2 separate regions of the Homo sapiens genome follow, and region 2 is linked to region 1. A link is a loop called in an ENCODE intact Hi-C map of the cell type or tissue named here. Cell type or tissue: gastrocnemius medialis. All regions are shown on one strand.

Region 1 (8,000 bases):
ACAGACTAAGAAGCCGAGGCCCTGGCCTGGCTCTGACACCTATGCACTGTGGGGCCCTCAACAAATCATCCACTTCTCTAGGTCTCAGTCCTCATTTGCAATAATGAGATACTTCACCCATCCTTCCCAGCTTGCAATACTGTGACATTTGTCTTTTCAGCATTCAACACATCGCCAGGTATCTATTAACCACCAACCAGGTGTCCAGTACTCTGCTAGTGGATATAAGCAGAGCTCTCCAGCTTTTTTTTTTTTTTTTTTTTTCATAGAATGGGACACATACAAAGTGATTTGCAAAATTCACCAGAATAAATTAATGAGGCCACCTGCAGCCAGAGGTCATGTCCTGATGCTCCAGACCCCACTCAGTGGTCCTGAGAACCGAGGACATCAGGGTCTTGGGACATCATAAAAAGGACTGCAGCACCCTGGTCAGGCAGTGCGGCTGAAGGATCCCGAGTTTCTCTACGCTGCCTCTGTCAGCCAGGAGTTTACACTGTAGCCAGGGAAGTATGATGCCCAAAACAGTGTTGAACAACTAACATGGCACTTGCATAAGAGTTACAGTAATTCAAGGATGGGGAGATCAGTGTGGTGAAGCAGTCTGGGCAGGCTTCCTGGAGGAATGGCCCCAGCACAGAAGTGGTTGACTTGGATTTCATCAGCATCAAGGCAGGAGCAGAGAGTGACAGAGGACAGACCCCTATGGGGAGAATCGGGAGCTCTGAATTCCTGTTCTGACTCCACCTCTGAATCATTCTGCCTCCGCTCTCTGTGTGTACCTCTCCTCTTTTATTCACCAATGGCAGCTGCGGGATCTGCTGAGCTAACCTCAAAGGCTGCCATGAAATTCAAACGAGACAGTGTATCTAAAGACATTCATCGGGAACTAAGTACCACATTAATATCAGGGACAATCATTAGCCGTGGATCAGGAAAGCTAATGCAAACCTTATGATCATAGGAGTTTTCCCTGCTGAGTTCATCGATGGATGGCAAGTGCTTAGGACAGCGCCTGGCTCACAGTGGAAACTTTACAAATTGTTATTGAATGAAAGGGAAAGGGAGGACTTGACCAGCTTCTCATCCTGGGCAAGATGGGGATGCAGGAGCTGGTGTGGCCTAGACAAAACTAGATTCTTCAGGGACGATCTCCCTGGGTGCATGGCCTCGGTCCAGCTGGGAGTCCTTTGCTTCCCTTGGTAACTGCCTGCCTCAGCCACTGCCTCTCTGGGGAACCCGGGGCTTTCATCTCCCCCCTACCTGCCGGAAGCCAGAGTGCTGACCCTGACCGGGAGGCCGATTTTAAAGAGCAGGCTCCTAAAGTGGCCTCCTTTTCTCAGGTGATTTATATGATCCAGCGTGCATGCTGAAGGAGAGCATTTAACTTGGATACAATTTAGAATTTTGTTTTTCTCTGAGTTTTTGATTCTGTTCTTTCCTCCTTTGGCTTGAGATTGCAATAAAAGGCAAGATTACCTGGAATAAATACCAGACTGGCTGTATGTTTGGTGAGAGACTGAAGCCGATGAGATTGGAGCCAAGAATGCAAGAGAGACAGCGTGCATGAGAACGAGGTGTCTGCCGGTCCTGCCTCTTCCAGGCGGTCTGTCCCCTTCCCCATCTGGCTGTTCTTCTCTGGGTGCCTCAGTCTCCACCTCCCTGCCCCGTCTTCTCCTACGCCTCCTGCTCAATCCTCAACAGAGATGGGGAATGTGTCCCTCCCGCTTAGGATGCTGTTCACCGCAGAACAGGATTCTGCTTTTTGGTTGCCCAGGCAGGCTGTCCAAATAGCCACCAAGACTATGCAGCAATTTAATCTCTTTCCAGGAACTCCAGGCCTGTAGTTTATGGTAAAAATGGCTTGTTCCTGTCTAGGAACACCGACTCTCACTTCAGAGGGCGACTCAGACTTCCTTAGACTCTACGGAAGCTCTAGGAAGTCTTAATGGGAAGGGGGATTTAAAAAATGTCAGGAGGGGCATGTGGGCTTCTCAAGGGAAGAGAGCAGAGGCAATATTAGACATTTCATAACATTTGGACACCTACTCTTCCTGTTCTTCATATTTTCTTGCAGCTTTGAAAGGTGTTATTGTCTCCATTTTACAGATGAGATGAGGAGACCGAGGCTCGGAGAGGCTTATGCATTTGCCCAAGACTCTACAACTCCACAACTTAACAGGTACCTCTAGAACTGTCTGACTCCAAAGCCTCTGTTCTTTCTACTTTTCCAGGAGTAGGGTAGAGAAAGGTCTGGAGTCCACAGAGTTTCGTGTGCTATTTATGATACCCTAAGGTGGCACCAGAACATCGTGATTGGGTCTGGGTGTTGCCCCAGGGACTCAAGCACCCTTTCCGATGGCCTCCCACCAAACCCAGGGCCTCACTCGGATTCTGAACCCTCAACCTTGAGGAAAATGCAGAATCGGAAGGCGGAGGGGGAGGGGGGGTTCCGAGGAGAGTCCGTGAAAATGGCAAAAAGATTGATAAAAATAAAAGGCCGGGCGCGGTGGCTCACGCCTGTAATCCCAGCACTTTGGGAGGCCGAGGCGGGCAGATCACGAGATCAGGAGATCGAGACCATCCTGGCTAACACGGTGAAACCCTGTCTCTGCTAAAAATACAAAAAAATTAGCCGGGCGCGGTGGCGGGCGCCTGTAGTCCCAGCTATTCGGGAGGCTGAGGCAGCAGAATGGCGTGAACCCGGGAGGCGGAGCTTGCAGTGAGCCGAGATCGCGCCACTGCACTCCAGCCTGGGTGACAGAGCGAAACTCTGTCTCAAAAAAAATAAAATAAAATAAAAAATAAAAAATAAAGAGCTGAGGGCTGCAGGGAAATAAAGTGGGCATGTTGGTTGGGGAAAGGAATTGACTGCAGGGATACAGCCTGTGAGTTCGTGAAGCGCCCTTCGAGCAGAGTGAACTGTTCACAGGCTCCAGCAGAATGAATCTATGGCTGAAAAATGCCAATTTTGGACCAAAGGCGTAGGGTACAGCTCCCTTTTTGGGAAGTCTGTGAAATTTAAACAGTCCAGTGCCAGGGAATCTAGCTGGAGGGAGGGGAGGAGGAAAATAAAAGCCTCTCAAGTCTCTTTTCAAGCCTGGGATTGTGGAATTCTAAGATGTGCATTTGAGAACACATCAAAGATAAGGGGGAGATGGATTTAACTGCCCAGTTCATATGGAATGAAGTTGCTATGTGTTCTTCTATTGATGTCAGGTGCCCAGACGTGACAGCAATAAATCGAGAGGGATATTTATGTAAACAAAAGAAATATAAATAGATGGGAGAGAGTAAACTAAATATAAACTCTCAGTTCAAATCACTGTGAGAACAGCCAATGCTATTTTCAGAGGGGGTGTGTAAGTGCATGCAGGGTGCTATTTATGGCCAGAAGGTTGTATGTAAACTCTGACAGTCCAGCGGCTGCTTTCAATGGCGTGCCATTCAACTCAAGCTGAAGTGGCCTATTGCTTTCTCATCCCCACAGGGAAGAAAACAAGACAGAAAGAAAGAACAAGGAATGTTTTTCCTCTCGCCATGCACGTCTAGCTGTGCACAGTCTCACACTTTTATCGCTTTCCTTCTTGACCATCACTCCTTAAGTCCTGTACATTCTCTAAAGCTGAGTTAAGGTGCATGAGGACACCTTCAGGACCCTGATGCACCCCCATCTAGTCTGTGTTCCCGGACACCCCTGTAACACCCAGGCACATTCACGCATGTTACATATATTTTCTCTTGGACTACCTTTCTGTCCCTCTGACTATACTGTGAGCTCCCCAAGGGCAAGGCTATGGCTTGCATTCCTGAGCTAAGCAATAATAGGTGCTCAGATTTGGTTTGTTCACCCCATTAATCCCTGACCCAAGGGAAGTGTGAACTTGAACGTGTAGCAGGAAAGGGATTTATCAGACAGAGGGAGATTTTCTTTTTAAAGATGAGGGTGCTAGGAGACTGAGCCATGCTTCAGCTCTTGCTCAGAGGCAGGGGATGGCAGCAATAACCTCTTAAATCCGGCCCCTCCCTCTCAGAGATTTTTCCTGTCTTTGAAGGAAGGTCTCAATGGTGAGTCAATGATGAATCTAATCCACGTTTCCTCTTCTTGCAGGCAATTGCATCTAGCATATAATGTGTTGGTTATCCCCAGAACACAGAGCAGTGCATCTCCACAGCGAGAATTCCAGAACAGGTAGGAAATTCCTTGTCTTTGGGGTTTTACTTTTGCATGTTTCCCAGAAGGGGGCAGCATCTCCCTGAGATTTCTTCCCTTTGGCGGTACAATCCTTTCCAGCAGCCTTTAAGGAAGGGCAGATTCAGAAATCCGGAGAATTGCCTCAGTCTCTGCCATTCAGATTCACTAGAGGAGTGGGAATGGGCAAAGGGTGGCCTGTAGACTGGAGAACAAGTGTCTTCAGAATGACGTGTGCCCACGGTGGTCCAAGAACACGGTCCCACCCAGAACATGGTCCCGCCAGAGGCATCAGAGGGCTCAGGTCCTCAGTGTTTGTGAACCTACCAGGGTTTTTGTGCCCCGATGCCCGAGAGGTTCAAGATTTGAAAGTCAAGGGTTGTACAGAGGGGCTGTCTGGATGGGAAATTTTGCTGTGCTCTTCTCTCATCTATTTGGGCACCTGGAGGGCACACAGCTGCATCTGCGGCAGAGCCTTAGAGGGCAGATGGCTTACTCAGTGACTTAGCTAGTTACAGCTGGGACTAGCACTGAGGTCAGCCTGCTAGGATCTGTCAGGTGCTCTCCCAACCACCTGGGACTGCCAAGGTCAAGAGACATGCAATAATACCCGTTTTCCATGATTTTTACTCTCTGCAGTTTCAGTTACATGAAGTCAGTTGAATTTCAAAGATAGGTGAGCACAGTACAGCAAGGTAGAGACCACAATCACAAAACTTGTATTGCAGTATATTGTTACAATTGTTCCATTTGATTATCAGTTATTGCTGTAAATCCCTCACTTAATTAATAAAGTGTCACATTGAGGGTTGGAACTGGCGTTCTCACTCAGCAAAGCTCTGACCAAAGTTTAGCATTAGGCCAGCCTTGCTGCACACCGCACCAGGGACAGCACATTTGCGGTGTGCACTGGGCAAGTGCACAAGGGTGTACATTTGCTTCCCTTCCCGCTCCTGGCACCTGCGGGCTGGTCTCCTCCGCGTGTGCTGGGAAGTCATCAGAACAGCTTTCAAGCATCCTAAGGCCAGCCCGCACTCCCAGATTATATTTTGATACCCATTTACCTTCTACTGCTCTTCCGATCAGCATTTACTCTGCATTTCCTGGTCTTTGTGGTTTGTCAGCTCCTTCACGTTGCTTTCGCTTAGCTGGCGTGTGTGAGGATGAATGAAGAGAGTTAAAAGCCTCCCAACCTCTGGCGCGCTGGAACAGTTCCCTGAATGTGGGGCTGCTGTGAACTGCTGTCATCGCAACATCTATCAAAAACATCTCTTGCCCCCAGGACACGACAGAGTTTTGAAAGTGTTTCTGCCCTACGTTGCTTATGCAGATACTTGGGAGAGAGCTTCCTCCATTTCTGTCTGGTTTTTGGACAAATTCTTCAGATTGTAAGATGTTCAGCATTCTGGGTTGTTTGACTGTGGAAACGCACGGGAGCTCTTGCGGTGTAGACTCTAGCCCCAGTTCTATTGCCAATCTGTCAGGGCCCTAGCAGGCATCACTGCTGTTCTTTAAGACTTACTCTTGCCAACCTCCTGTTGCACCTCTGGAAACAGGACGAGAATGATTTTTTCTGCCAGTGAGTTGAGAAAAGTTGTCACACTGAAAGTACCAACTGAATAAGGTCAGAGAATCAAGGAAGCAAGTGCCTGTGGAGGTTGATGAATCAACAGAAAAATATTACCATATTGGATGTCCACCCGCCTATGTTTAAATCTTCATCTGAGAAAGGGGTGAAGTGTTGGAAAGCATTTAAAATCTGCAAAGATGGGAAATGAGATAACGACCTGGGTCCTCTGGGACAGGACATGCCAGTGCTGGTTCTTGAGAGGACAGCTGCTCCAACAGCCGGGCTCTCCAGAATATGCCGCCGTGGGCTTCGGCCTGGCAGCAGGGCCCCTGGAGGAGCCTGGCACCCAACAGGCGCTCTGTAAATATTTGGGAAGTGAGTGGACGAGTGACTGTCCCTGGTTTGGGCTGGTGCCATTTAGAGGGCAACCAGAGTGCAGGGAAGGGAGGAGCTTGGGCAAGAGGGACATTGCTGTCGCTGGTTGATGGTGAGATGGCACTTAATGAGAACCTGGTCATTGGGAAAGCCCCAAGCCTGCGTCTTGCTGTGATGCCTTCCCCATTATGAAGGGTCCATTGGCATGGGAGTGGGGAGACCTGGACTCAGAGAAGCTACAAGGGCAAGGGTGGAAAGGCATAGCTTCTGCAAGTTGATGCTGAAAAAGATCCAAGACTCATATTCAGCAGACAGCCCATAACCAAGAGCCAAGGAAAACTTTGCCTCTGCTTCTTCTACTGGACTCTCTTGGGCTATCCTTTCATGTCTTTATTTTTCTCAAAATAGCTCTATGTTCCTTTCTTTAAAAATTAAAATATAGCAAAATTGACTTTCGGGGGTTTTATAGCTCCATGAGCTTTAACATATATGTAGGATCATGTAACCACTACTATTATCAGAATACAGTACAGTTCCATGACCCCAAAGAACTCCTTCATGCTACTACTCCCTTTGTAGTCATACTCTCTCCATATTTCTAACCCCGGCAACCAATGATCTTTTCTCTATTACTATAGTTTTATCTTTTTGAGGATGTCATATGAATGAATTTATACAGCATGTAATTTTCTGAAACTAGCTTCTTTCACTCAGCATTATGCCTTTGAGATTCACCCAAGCTATTGTAACAATAGTTTATTATTATTTATTTTATTTTTCTTTATATTATTATTTTTTATTTCAATAGTTTTTAGGGTGGATGAGTTCTTTACTGGTGAATTCTGAGATTTTAGTGCACCCATCACCCAAACAGTGTACACTGTACCTAATATGTAGTCTTTTATCTCTCACCCTCCTCTCAACTTCTCCGCCAAGTTCCCACAGTCCTTTATATCACTGTATATGTTTTTGCTTCCCTATAGCTTAGTTCCCACTTATAAGTAAGAATGTACAGTATTTGGGTTTCCATTCCTGGGTTACTTTACTTAGAATAATGACCTGCAGCTCCATCCAAGTTGCTGCAAAAGACATTACTTTCTTCCTCTTTATGGCTAAGTAGTGTTCCATGGTGGATATATACTACATTTTCTTTATCCACTCACTGATCGATGTGGACTTAGGTTGCTTCCGTATCTTTGCAATTGTGAATTGGGCTGCCATAAACATGTGTGTGCAGGTGCCTTTTTCATAAAATGACTTCTTTTCCTTTGGGTAGTGTATTAGTCAGGGCTCTCTGAAGGAACAGAATTAATAGGATATATGTATATAGGAAGGGGAGTTTATTAGAAAAATTGACTCACACGATCACAAGGTGAAGTCCCAACATAGACCATCTACAAGCTGAGGAGCAAGGAAGTCAGTGCAAGTCCCAAAACCTCAGAAGTAGGGAAGCTGACAGTGCAGCCTTCAGTCTTTGGGCAAAGGCCGAAGAGCCCCTGGCAAATCACTGGTGTAAGTCCAAGAATCCAAAAGCTGAAAAACCTGGAGTCTGATGTTTGAAGGCAGGAAGCATCCAGCACGGGAGAAAGATGGAGCCTGGAAGACCCAGCAAGTCTGCTATTCCGCCTTCTCCTGCCTCCTTATCCTAGCTGCACTGGCTGCTGATTAGGTGATGCCCACCCAGATTGAGGGTGTTTAGTTGCTTGTGTTAGTTTGCTGAGGATGATGGTTTCCAGCTTCATCCATGTCCCTGCAAAGGACATGAACTCATCCTTTTTAATGGCTGCATAGTATTCCATGGTGTATATGTGCCACATTTTCTCTATCCAGTCTATCATTGATGGGCATTTGGGTTGGTTCCAA
Region 2 (8,000 bases), 260 kb after region 1:
TAAGTGCTGTTTTCACAAGATAAAGGCAAAATTCAATCCCACGTTGCCGTTTTGTTTCTGTTCAGTGTTCCAACCACAGAGTGGTGCTATTGCAAAAGATAAGGGTAACCAGAAGGCACGCTCTGGAAATTTGCTTTAGGAGAGAGTTTTAAAGGGGGTTTTCAAAAACAAGATCTGATTCCTGCTCTCAGAAATCACTTCCAGGAGTCAGGGCCTTACTCTCAGATGCAGCAGGGAGAAGAAGAAAGTTCAGCAACCTAAAAATACAGTCGACAGATGGGCAGCCAAAGTCATGGCCACGAAGTCAACTTGGAGAGGAGCACCTACCTAGTGAATCCTAAAAGATCTCATCCTGGATGCTTCCTTAACCAGGCCTATGTACAGGGCACAAGCTCGCAGCCAGCTTACTTTCCAGTCCTGATCTTTGCTTTTGCTATCCATACCAATGGTATTTCTATAGAAAAGAAAAATCTCTATTTAGAAACACGGATTTACTTAGAAGTCACAATATTCTAGTTTAAAAATGGCTCTACATAGTAGAGAATGATCTTTTTATTCTGTCTTCTTAAAAATACACCTTTCTAATTCTTTTTTTCTTCCCACCTTCTTCATTCAGCACCTTGCCACTCCCTTGGAAGCCACAACAGCGAGCTGGGGGGTCAGTCCCTAGTCTTAGAGGGAAGAAATCTTTAGGTCTGAAGTCTAAAGAAAAACAGTAAAGGAAAAGGCAGTTGGCGGTGCTCAAGGTAGACTGTCTGAAAGAGGTCTTCTACTCAGAAAAGGGCTAAGGCTCTCCCTTTGGGAAACCAATCCTTCTGAGAAAAAGTGCATCTTTCACCCTCTGCTCCTGTCTGGGTCTCTCCCTCTTCCTCCCTCCTTCCCTCAGTCCCTCCTCCCCTCTCTCCACAAAGACACAGCACATATTTGGCAAGATTAAGGTGTCACCTCTCATATTACAAGGCCTGTTGATTGCAAGCAAAGACAGACCCACCAGCTTAGGACAAAACCCCTTGGAGTTGGAAATAAGACAAACTCTGGGATCCCCGAAAGTCCCGGCAAAATGACGCGGCCAGCCAGTGCAAGGCATCTGCAGAACAAATCCAAGTCCTAAACGCACTGCTTGCTGCCTTTTCTTCTCCTTCCTTTCTTCTGATTTTTCAAGTTTGTTTGCCCCCCTTCCCCTCCTCCCTCCAGACTGCCAGGGACCTGGGAGCTGCCTGCAGATCAGCCCGCACATGTATTTAACCCCTTCCCTGCTGCAGCAGGAGCCAACCACCTCTTTCCTTGCAATCTTCAGGTTCCCAGAGGACCTGGAGCTTGAGAAAAGAACTCTGCCAGTGGATCTGAAACTGGGGCCTGAATCCCTCCTTTGACCAGGGCGAGAAGCTGGAGGAGGGGGGCAAGTGCGGGAAGTGGGGGAGGGCAGGGAGGCGGGCCAGATGAGAGGGAGAAAAGCAGAACCCGACAGAGCACGCCCAATCCAAACCTTCATGGTGCTGTGTGGCTGGGTGGAGGGAACGACTCGGCAGCCTCTTCTGGCCCTGAGGAAGACGTCGATATTTTGGCACGAGGGGAGCCACTGAAGGACTACCCTACCCTTGCGAGGGACCGCAGGAGGTGACGCCCCTGGGCCTCGGTGGGCGCTTCTGGCGGTTTTCGATGTGGCAACCCCCATCAGCCAGGATAATGATGAGGCAGGTACAATCTATCTAGTACGCAGCCCCCAGACTCCCCCCTCCCTTCCCACCTCCCCATCCAACCCCCCAGCTACTCTCTGCGGCCGGTTGGTCCTGAACTGGTGGGTGCAGTTCCGATGTTTAACCAAATTCTCAAGCAATTTCAAGGTATTTGGATTTTTTGAACCTGGGCCCTAACCGAAACGCGGAACGGCTTGCTTATTAGACACCTCGAACGACAGGGCAGGGAGGAAACGGGATACTCGCTGCCCTTCCCAGTCGCGCGTGAGTCAAAAGGTCCTGGCAGGAGATGATGTGAGGAGCGGCTGAAGTGGCAGGGAGGAAGGGATGAGGGGCTTGGAGCGGAGGTCCACCACGCAAGGACTCGGGAAGCGGGCAAGTGGGCAAAACTCTGCTTCCGGGCTCTCGATTTCTCGTTGATCACTAAGTGGTATTTTTCCCCCTTCTCTCGATGGCAAATGGGCGAAATCAAGATGACTTAACTTGGTAAATTTAGAGAGAACGGCTCGGAGCAAGTGAGGTCTAACGGGCAGCTAAAATTATCTCCAAATAAGAGATTTTGACCCCCTCCCCCTATCCTCTCCTCGAATGTATCCACCGGTGGGGAAGTGAGCGTCATTACTTTCGGGGCGCCACGAACAGGTTTGTTTGTTGCTCGCCTTTCCTGCTTCTCGCGCTGTCCCCGCGTGCAGACTGGTGGGTGCTGGGCGAGTGATTAGCTGCAGGGCCCCATCCTAGTTTGGAAGGAAGGGGTTTAGAAGTTGGAGGATGGGTGAAATGGGAGGCTGCGATCCATCTCCCTCTCCCTTCCACACTCAAGCTCCCGCAAACACGCGCGCGCACACACAGCCCCTCCCTAGTCCCTCGGACCACCCGCCCCCACGCCCCTCTACCTTGACCTCCCTTGACCGCCGACACAGCGTCCTGGGTGCGGGTCCCCGGGAGCGGGGAGTTCGCCGGGGAGCGATTGTCCTTGGGCGTGTTCGTGCTGTGGGGTGGGGGGAGGAGTGGCGGGTGGGCTTGGTAGGGGGTGGGGAGAGATCTGGAGCTGGAAGGGTCTAAGGTTTGGAGGAGGAGTTTACGCCTCAGACCTGATCCTCCTGAGGAAAAAGGCAGGAAAAGGCCCTGATGCCTTGTAAAGAAAATCTTGAAAGAAAAAAGATCAAAAAGAAAAATTTCAAGAAAAAGAACCACTAAGAAAGGCTGAAGACACTAACATGTAACCTGTTACGATACATTTAACGTTTCGTTTTTTCCTGGATCTCTAAAAGGGAACTCAAGGGTGGGGGTTACTGAAGAATACTACAGATTTGGAAGTTTTTGTTGCTGTTGTTGTTTGGTTTGGTTTTGTTTTTCAAGAGGGGCCAGGAGAAATGACCCCTTCCCCGCCACGGGTCCCGAAGTGAGGGCGGGGGGGGGGCTCTGGGGCGCGGGCGCGCGCGGCGCGGCGCGGGCCGGCGGGGGAGGGCGGCGCGGCGCGGAAGGGGTTAAGGCGCTGAGCGCGGAGCCATCTGGCCGGGTTGGCTGGTTATAACCGCGCAGATTCTGTTCACGGGACTCAGAGTTGAAGCTCCTCTCCCTTCCGAACAGCTCCGCGCACCGCCCCGCGACGCAGCCCGGCGCAACTACTTTCTTCTCTCTCCTTTCTTTCTTCCTCTCCTTTTTCCCCTGCTGGGTAGTGGCTGCGGCGGGGTGGGGGAGACTTTGAATGACCGAGCTCGCGTCCACCTTTCTCTTCATGTCGACGTCCCTGGAAACGGCCACACGGATGCCATGGTTACTTTTGCCACGGTAAGGGGAGGCGGCGGGCACCTTGGGTGGGCAGGTTTGGGGATGGGGGTCCACGTGGGGAGGGATTTTCCAGTGGACTGGTGCGGGGGGCCCCAGATCCGCATCCCGCCCCACCCCCATCGCGCCGCGCTCACTCACTTTCCCGGGCTTGTGTCTTCCCCAAAGTTTGCGCTGGGATCTGCTCAGGCCGAAGCGCAACCGCAGCCACCCCGCTACACACACACACACACACACACACACACACACACACACACACACACACACAGACACGGACACCCTTCTCCACCTCCTCCCCTCTTGTCCCTCGGCTGCCCAAGAAGCTTCCCTCAATCTGGGAAAGTGATCAGGTTTAAGGGACCTGGATTGGAAAGGGTGGGGGCAGAAGAGGGGAAATGGGGACGACGAAAGAGCAGGAAAGAGATTCAACAGAATCAACCACCCACCACTCCCAACCGACCCGCCTGCTCCTCCGAGAAAGCTCCTAGCGCATCCTATAACAAAAGGGGGTGGCAGACAGAACTCCGGGCGGGGAGGTGCCGCGGCAGCTCCCCTGCACACGCCCTGCACTCTGCCGGCCGCTGAGCCTGATTCTCAGCTCGCCCCAGCACCACTCTGGCCCGGGCGTGGGCTGGGGGGAGGGGACGCGCAGCTCAGGACCCGGAACCTCGCGTTCCAGTTTTGGGAGTTGGGACTCACTGCCACGCGCCGCGTACCTGCGTTGGAGTTCCCCGAAAGGGTTTTTTCAGAAAAGACCTCGCGCCCCGGGCTCCTCTTGGCCAGCGCCCACCCGGTGGCCACCCCACCCTGGGCCTTTGCGCAGATGTTGGAGCTCCGTACGCAGCCCGCACATCTGGGACCCCTCCGGGGAGCGGCGGGCACCCGGGCCCGGCCATCCCAGGGGATCTCCTTGCGGTATCGTCCAGCCTGTTCTCGGACTTTGAGCGGTGGCGTGGGAGGCCGGGAGACCTGGGCACCCGCGCAGCCAGCCAGGTCGGAGTTTAAAGGTCCCACGACGGACCGAACTGTCCCATTGCCCCAGAGCTTTACTCAGTGGTGGATGCTCCTGATGAAATTTGGGACGCTTGGGAGTTGAAGGTTAGGGACAGGAGGGGCGAGGGCCGAGGGCATGGGATGGGGGAGTAGGATTCTGCTTGTTGCTCTCCGCGGGAGTGGGTGCGCGTCCAGGAGGCGCTGCTTCTTTGCGGGAGTTTGGCTGCTGCGTTCATTCGTCGTCTGCGCTTCAGATGCACGGCACTGAGACCCTTGCGTCCGACGGTGTCGGGGCTGTGGACTAGAAAGGATCCCTTTTGCTGGAATCGAGGCTGGGGTGGGATTGCCGGTGGGGGAAACACCGAAAAGATCGTCTGGCCTCGGCCTCTGGCGGCGGGCGGCAGGTTCTGAGTCCGAATGGAGGTTGCTCCCGGGAGCGCCGGGCTCAGAGCTAGAGAGCTCGGGAGACTGTGCGCCTGTGGACTTGTTTATGTGTGTGAAGAGGCGGGGGCGAGGGCCTGCTGAGAGGGGAGGGGAGCCTGGAAGGGGTGGGTGTTTCTCCTGGAGCCTGATGTTTGTAACTCAGCTGATTATGGAGTGCACTGAGCGACCTGCTTTTTAAATAAAGAGGTGCCCGCTCCTACCCCGCAAAACAGCGAACGAGGAGAACATGGAAGCGCTCTGTCCTAAACGTCAGGATGGGAGAAAGTTGTAACATAGAGGAGACTTTTCCAGAGGTCCTGTTTTCACAACACTCAGAAGTTCTCCAGCGTACTCAGCCTGCCTCCCGCCTGCCCTCAATTCCTTTTTGACATGTCACACAAAGAAAGCTGAAAGGTAGAATGTGGAGGATAAACTCCAACCCCCTCTGCCTTGGGCGCAAACACACAGACTTAGGTATCGTGTTAGGAGGTAAGGGGGTTGGAAAATAATGCAGGCTCCGGTAGACAGTGTTGAAGGGAGATAGAAAGTCTGGGGTATTTCCCCTAGGGAGAGTGTGTGGGATTTTGTGTTGGTGAGGACTGGAGTGTAGCTGGACTTAGAGGGTTTGGTTGTGTGTGAATGGGATATGCTTATCTATGGAGTGAGATTGTGACCATTGAGTGAGTGGTCAGGGAGGGATGGGGATGTTTTTCCAAAGTGTGTGTGTGTGTGTGTGTGTGTGTGTGTGTGTAGGGGAAGGTGGCAAAAGAGCTGGAGTCCTATCCCTCTTTGGTGCCTGGGAGGTGTGTGTTTCTGGGGAGTCTGTCGGATGGGCATCTGTGTGCTTAGCGGGAGACAAGAGCTTGCAGGAACATAGGTGTAGCTAATGCGAAATCTGTGCCTATGAAGGGTGTCAGAGCAGGAGGAGAGGTGCAGCCTGTTGAAGACAGATGGCTTGTGCATGCCTGCACAAACACATGGAGTGGGTGTGGTGTAGGAGGGCGGCTGTGTGTGTGAGGGAAAGGTGGATGCATGTGGAAGGTTGGGCGCCTGAGGATTACCAAAGGGATGTGTGTGGGGGGTGGGGGAAGATTATCTGAGGAGCACGGGGTTTGAACTTCATGAGGGTGCACTGGGAAATTTGGCTGGAATGGCACTGGGGCATGTAGGGGGTAGAAAAGTGTGAGCTCAGATCCTCTTTATGGAAAGACAAAGCATTTGCAGGGAAGGACACCGGGTTGGTGTTGGTGTTTGCCTCCCCCCTCCTTCCTCCCCAGAGAGAAGAGAATTGGAGGAGGCTTAGAATGAGGGATGTACATTTAAGGGGAAAAGTCCTTGTGCATTGGCACTGGGTGGGAACAGGAAGAGATGTGTGCATAAGACTGAAGTAAGTAGAGGAATGCACTATCTGTGCCTGGTGTCAGGGATGCATGTTGTATAATGTTTTGTAATGGGTTTCTTATGTAATAGGAGAATTCACTATCACCAGTTCATATTGATAATCAATTAAAGCTAATGGAGTGCCTACTGGATGCTCAGCCCATTGCTGGGTACTGGGGCATGGCACACTGCCCTGGAAAAATTCCTTCTCCAGGCTCAGTAAAACTGATGCAATTTTGCCAGAAATAGACAGAGCTCGACGCTTGTTGAGGTTTCTTCAAGGTCTATAATTCAGTTTCTAGAGATGTTTATGGATCTTGGGGGCCAAAGGGAAGCTGACTTGAAATATATCTCTGGTTTTGTAAAAAGTGGGGCATAAAGAGAGGGATGATGTAGACTTTTGTGTATTGGGAAGGGAGCTGGACGGTGTTGTTGTTTCTTGTGTGGGGTGTGGGCTGGGAATTGGAGGGTGCTGCACTTCAGGTCAGAATGCAGGTCCAGATCCCTCTAAGGATTGAGTTTCTAAGAGTACACAGAGCCTCCTTCATAGCTGGAATGAGACCTGTTATGTGGAGCTGGAGAATGGTGAAGTCATGATCAAGGAAGAGATGGACTGGGAGTGTTTGTTCATCTTTGATGTTTTCTGGGCTACGAGTGTAAAGCTAACCTGAGTGTGTGTTGGGGGGGTGGGTATGCATGCAGGTGCGTGCACATGCACTTTGGCCTGGAGTAACGTAACTGGGAGAAAACTAGCGAGGTGGATAGGAGGGGTGGATATTCTGGCTCTTGTGAAGGGGGTGCCAGTATGTGTTTTTGCAGGAATTCTGTGTGTCTGGGGAAGGATAAAAATTGTCTTGGATACTCAGATGTGCATCTTTAGCGAAAAAAGGTGTACACAAAAGAAGGGCCGTAGACTTTGGGGAATGAGACAAAGGTGTCGTTGATCGGGTCCATACCCTGAGATGGCTGGTGAGGCAACTGGGTAGGAACAGAGTGAAGGCTGTGCTTTTGTGATGCACACATCTGCCTGTCTGGAGCAGACGATGGGGATCCCCATTTGATTAGGTTCTGACCACCGTTGGGCATATGTTTGGGAGGACTTTATTTGACTCATGACATTTTTGAATTCATGAAGTTACAGCTGTGCCATTTTAAGGGTCTACCTTATTTTTGAGAGGGAAACTCATCTGTGTAAGAGATAGTTTATATAGGGCTTGACTATTGGTCAGAAGATCCGGGGCAGATATTTCTGAGAGCAGGGTGGTGAAGTGCAAGACTGGATTGGGAATGTCTTAGTTCTAGTCCAGTTCTACCACTTGGGAAAAGTGTGACTTTGGGGACATTTTTAATCTCTATAACTCTTCTGTTTCTCTTTTTGTAAAGGGGCAATATAATGACTCAAGGAGAAGGAAAGTTCACTCCTCTTTTCCCCCATCAAAACTTGATGTGTTTAGTTGTATACAGCCATACAAAGATGAAATGTAATTAAATACAGGTGCTAGCACGTATGTAGGTCATTGTGAAAATAGGATCTGGACCCCTTTCTCTTTACAATGCAACTTAATCAGTAATCATGATGCCCACAGCATCTCTACTGCTCACTCATTGTGTAAATAAAACTTTTTATAACTGCCTCAGTTTACTCATCCAGAAGCTGGAGGCAGCCAAACCTAGATTATAGATGATGGAAATCTTTAAGATCTTTGAGCTATTCAGAGG

The links. A loop is a pair of places that touch in the nucleus more often than their neighbours do. Peaks named below come from ENCODE experiments on the same cell type or tissue, not always from the same donor. Only the 100,000 strongest peaks of a DNase experiment are listed, where the experiment ranks them.
Region 2: it touches region 1 in a loop (5-fold over the local background); 45 of 110 quality-filtered maps call a loop at or near these places.

Annotation. Positions count from the first base shown.
Region 1 is chr12:5,167,698-5,175,697 of GRCh38, forward strand. It overlaps LOC105369617 (a long non-coding RNA gene), which reads left to right. Exons shown (of 10, transcript NR_188066.1): 3 at 2,110-2,182; 4 at 4,112-4,192. Among named protein-coding and RNA genes, the nearest start is that of LINC02443, 71 kb to the right of the region's middle. RefSeq lists enhancers at 4,128-4,864, 5,333-6,532. In gastrocnemius medialis, a CTCF peak has its summit at 4,233 (motif pointing right); DNase peaks (open chromatin) are centred at 3,374 and 6,164; H3K27ac peaks cover 2,761 bases.
Region 2 is chr12:5,428,855-5,436,854 of GRCh38, forward strand. NTF3 (neurotrophin 3) reads left to right here and starts at 3,254. Exons shown (of 2, transcript NM_001102654.2): 1 at 3,254-3,488. The coding sequence starts at 3,471. RefSeq lists an enhancer at 4,071-4,596. In gastrocnemius medialis, CTCF peaks have their summits at 56 and 256; DNase peaks (open chromatin) are centred at 1,947 and 3,248; H3K4me3 peaks cover 3,697 bases; H3K27ac peaks cover 1,308 bases; H3K27me3 peaks cover 250 bases.